Regions from separate parts of the Mus musculus genome. Here region 1 is linked to region 2. The links are chromatin loops, found by intact Hi-C in ENCODE. Cell type or tissue: heart. All regions are shown on one strand.

What was found. Hi-C counts contacts between places; a loop is a spot of excess contacts. Peaks named below come from ENCODE experiments on the same cell type or tissue, not always from the same donor. Only the 100,000 strongest peaks of a DNase experiment are listed, where the experiment ranks them.
Region 1: a loop joins it to region 2, with 4 times the contacts of the local background. A loop is called at or near these places in 1 of 42 quality-filtered maps.

What each region holds. Positions count from the first base shown.
Region 1 is chr8:126,548,789-126,551,288 of GRCm38, forward strand. No RefSeq gene overlaps it. Among named protein-coding and RNA genes, the nearest start is that of Gm39286, 22 kb to the right of the region's middle. In heart, a CTCF peak has its summit at 1,305; a DNase peak (open chromatin) is centred at 2,393; H3K27ac peaks cover 635 bases.
Region 2 is chr8:126,265,998-126,268,497 of GRCm38, forward strand. The region is part of intron 2 of Slc35f3 (solute carrier family 35, member F3); the gene reads left to right. Among named protein-coding and RNA genes, the nearest start is that of Gm31165, 24 kb to the right of the region's middle. In heart, a CTCF peak has its summit at 1,317 (motif pointing right); no DNase peak of the experiment used is centred here.

The DNA.
Region 1 (2,500 bases), 280 kb after region 2:
ACACACATATATATGTATGTATACACACACACAAAAGCACGCACACACCCACACATTGGAACCTTAGTTAGGAGGAAGTCTGCCTCTCATATTTTCATAACAGTGTAAGCTTGTCCCTGATTGCTGCCTGCTGGAGGGGACAGGCATCTTGCTGGACTCGCATGCTCTATAGTCTTGACTTTGGTGCCTAGCCTGGGGCAAACTGACCACAGCTAAGCTGCTGCCCCACACTTTGGCCTGACATGAACCAAAGCCAGTCTCATGAGCTTGTTTCCTGATGTTACTGCTCAAAGAAAGAACAAGAGGATGACAGAAAAGAAGCTGTGTTATCTTGAGGCCTTGTGACCCTGCTTGAGGTCTGCTGGAGCTTCACATTTTCGGAGACAGCTCAGCTCCCCTCCTGGACTGCTTCAGGGAACTGCATGCTTGAAAGCTCCCTTTGGGGTTCAGAGAAATAGAAGTCAAAGGTGCATCACACCCCAGCTGTCGGCCCCATTTAGAAAGTCCCAGTCCCGTTTAAATATGTATTTATAAAGTTTTTTTGAGACAGTGCCTTGAGTTTCCCAGGCTGGTCTTAAACTTTTGAGTCTCCTGCCTCAGCTTCCTGAGTCTTGGGGATCGTAGGTCTGTGCTACCTGGCCCAGCTCATAATTAGTAGATGTATGAAAGATACCAGATTATATCTTTAAAATCCTAAATTGAGCTAAAGAATATATAAATGCATTGATAATTTCCCAATGATTAATACTGAATTCCCTCTGTATGGAGACTCTTGTGCACTGTTTAAAAGCATTCACCTGGGCTGGTGAGATGGCTCAGTGGCTAAGAACACCCGACTGCTTTTCCAAAGGTCTGGAGTTCAAATCCCAGCAACCACATGGTGGCTCACAACCATCTGTAACAAGATCTAACGCCCTCTTCTGGAGTGTCTGAAGACAGCTACAGTGTACTTACATATAATAAATAAATCTTAAAAAAAAAAAAAAAGCATTCACCTGTCAGAAAAAAAAAAAAAAAAGCCCTTAGCCAATGAGCTGTGGCCGGAAATGGGAGGTGGGAGTTCCAGGAGAGAGGAGGGTAGAGAATTATGGGACAGAGTCAGAGGCAAGAGATTCATTCTCTTAGACAGAGAGGAAGACAATGAACCTGCAGAGTAGTAGGTAACCAGTAGAAGAACATAGAATAAACTGGATTATTGAGATATGAGCTGGTCATGGGGCAGAGCCGAGGCTATGGCTAATCATTTATTAATAAATAATTAGTCTCAGAGTTGTTATTTCTGGGAACAAAGCAGTCAGGAGGCAAAGCCCAGCATAACAAATGGCACCCCACACTGGTCACTATGTGTAACTCAGAGCTTCCTCCCCTCCGCCACCACCACCTTGCTCCCCATAATAATGACTCTGGGACTTCTTTTACATGAATAAATTCCTAGGCCAATATAACCCTGGCTCTGTTTCCTATGTGTGTGTGTGTTCACACTTGCATAGAAACCAGAGACTGATGCTGTGCATCTCTTCACAGCTTTCCACCTTCTTCTTCTTCTTCTTCTTCTTCTTCTTCTTCTTCTTCTTCTTCTTCTTCTTCTTCTTCTTCTTCTTCTTCTTTGTCCTCCTCCTCCTCCTCCTCCTCCTCCTCCTCCTCTTCTTCCTCTTCTTCTTCCTCTTCTTCTTCTTCTTCTTCTTATTATTATTATTATTATTACAACTATTGTTATTGACATTATTATTATATATTTTGGGGATAGGGTCTCTCACTGAATCTGGAGCTCATAATTCAGCTGGACAGGCTGGTCAGTTAGCCCCAATGATCTCCTATTTCCATCTTCCCAGAGCTGGGCTTATAGGACGTACTGCCTCATGGGGTCCTAAATATATCACCTCAGTCCTTATGCTAGCACTTTACCAACTTAACTGTCCTCCCAGCCCCTAAAAAGAGCTGTCTTGTCCTCCCAACTCCAGATCAGGAAAGTAGGGCTCAAAAATCCAGCCCCTAAAACCTTCACTGTCTCCATGACAATGGGTTGAGCAGGGACCACCCAGCCGCTATGTGGTCAGAGTCTTAATGTGCAACGCAGACTCTCAACAGCAGCAAGTCAAACTCCGTGGACACAAATGTTCCACTTTAACCATGTTGAGGCCCTGCAACGACCCCATTCAAGGTCTAGTAGGTAAAAATAGATCTGTAGTTCTGCCCTCTTTCCTTGAGGGCTGAGGTGAGGGAAGGGATGGGGCTGAAAATGAATAAAACAGTTTCAATCCTCTGAGGATTGTGCAAGGTGTAAGGGTGAGTGTGGCATGTTCCGGCTAGGCTGGCAGAACTCCCGCTCTGACTCAGAAACAGAGAATTCACTCTAGTTTCCTTCTCTGGCTGCCTCGTTGATCAGCCACAGGGCAGGATGCATGCTGAGGCATTGAAATTTGGGTGACATGTCACACTGGGGGAAAGGCGGCCACTCATATGCTGAGTCATGGCTCTGGTACAGGCACTGAATGACACA
Region 2 (2,500 bases):
CACACACAAGCTTCATACCACCAGTAGGCCCAGTTAGTCCTCACCCCAGGCTTTTGGCTTTTATTAGCAAGCAAAACCACCCTCTTGTGTAGTCCTTTGCTCACCAACCTTAATATTTGAGAGTTCAGAGGAATCTGATTTACCTCAAAGGGGCAGATGTCTGCCTTCAAATGCTGCTCAAACATGAGACAGAGTATCTGTACTTCTACCATCAGGGCGTGGTCTCATGTAAACACACTATACCAAAGCAACTGTCAGCTCACCCATGAGAGTAACGATGGCAAAGTCCCCAGCTCTGTGGCACTCCCCTATAAAAATTACAGGAGTTTAGAGGAGACAGCAAGTCCTCCCAACCAGTAGAGGAAAGGAGAATGATTGACAGGGAAATAAAAGTCAACTGTTGTCAAGTATTTGATAACCGTTCAACAAGAATATGAATGGCCTTTATAATCTACCCAAATGCAGGAAATATCACCCAGGGATTTCACATCAAAATAGAAAAGACACAAATCACATAATCCTCATGGGAAAGCATGGTGGTGAGAGAGGTGGGGTAAGTGCTTCCATGAGCCTTCCCAAAGAACCTTCTAGAAAATAAGCTTCAGGCAAACAAATGACCAGAAGGACACTGACACTGCTGTTGAGGATCATGGTGGCTTGAAGGGAAGACTTTGCAACCCTTTTCCCTAACAGCGCTAACACAATCCCACTACCTCACCCCAGTCAAAACTGCGATGGTCAAGCAAGCAAAACCAACAGTTGCTAGAAAGGGTGCATGGAAGGAGACCCCCATACCTCCTTGTGGGATATAAACTAATCCAGTCACCAAGGAAAGCTCTAAAAACCCTGGAATAGAATTACAAGATCCAGTCAAGTCATTCCTGGGGCTATATCTATCTCCAAAGGCATCAAAGCTGGCGGACCACAGAGATTTCTGCATACTCACATTTATTACAGTGACGTTTACCATATTGAAGTCATGGAATCAGCCTAGATACCCATCAATGGTAGGAGGGATAAAGAATGAGGTGCACGCACACACATAATATACATAATGGAATACTATTACGTCATAAAGATCAAAATCTTGTTTCCCAGAAAATAGATGGTACTGGAGATCATCCTATTAAATTAAACAGACATGTGGGGTTTGATGGGGGTGGTAAAGGGCTCCAAACAGGACTGTTGGGGCTGAGAGTGCAGAGGCGGCTAGGAAAAGACAATGGGTCTTGATCAAGGTTAAAGTTAAGAGAATACAGCATGATGCCTGACTATTTCCCAGAATCCTAATCGCCAGGATTAAATGACGGAGGAAATCCACTAGGGGGCGAAATAAGCAAGCGGCCACCAAAGCGTGGACTCAAGGTTTCCCAGTTTCCTCTGTTTCACTTGTGGCAGCCTTATCTGACCGAGAAAAGACTTTCTGCTTATTCTATGATTAAGGGTCTTCTCTAGACACATCTTTCTCTAAATGTTCCCGTCCTTCTAAGTAAGAAGTAGCACTCAACACCTGCAACCACAGCGCTTCCGTGGAGGCTGAGTCAGGACAACGAGTGTAAGGCCAGTCTGAGCTTCTAATGAAAACTTGTCTCAAAACCGAAACAAAATAAACAGTAGCAAACAGTATCTATCTTCATTTTGTATCTTAAGTAAGTGTTCCTGGGGCTGGCGGGATGGTCCAGTGGGTGAAAACATGTACTGCCGAGCCTGGAACCTGAGTTCCTTTATACGCACACTTTGTAAGAAGAGAACACCCGAAAGCTGTCCTCTAACTGCTAAGTGTGCCTCCATGTGTACACACACGTAAATAAAGAAGTGTAGTTTTTAAAAAATTAGGTTTATTAAACATCAGTTTCCTTTCTTCTCATTGCTGGGGACCTGGGATGCCAAACCCACAAGATAGCCCAGATGCTCACTCCAGGAGCTTATGATGAAGCAGCTTGAACAGTATCAGGTGGGCAAGGTCTCTTTGCCAGATGCTCAGAGACCTAGCCTGACCCTGATAACATGGAGCCAAACTGTGAAAGAAAAAAGAAAGACATACATACACGTTGTAAGTGATAGTCCAGCCAGTCACACCCAGATCTATTAAAAGCACAATGTACAGAGGATCATGAATCTAGGTGCACAGGGGTTGTTTGCTATTAGCAAATCTGTTCACCCGTTAACAAACCCACAGCTCTCCTGGTTATCTTAGATAGGCTGAGGGGCAGAGGCTTTGCCTGGTGTGCTCCAGGCCCTGGGTTTGAGCCACTGCTCCCAATCATTACAAGATCAAAACTTTACTGACATGCTGGAGATATATCTGTTTTGGTTAGTGTTTTACTGCTGTGAACAGACACCATGACCAAGGTAAGTCTTATAAAAAACAACATTTAATTGGGGCTGGCTTACAGGTTCAGAGGTTCAGTCCATTATCATCAAGGTGGGAGCATGGCAGTATCCAGGCAGGCATGGCACAGGAGGAGCTGAGAGTTCTATGTCTTCATCCAAAGGCTGC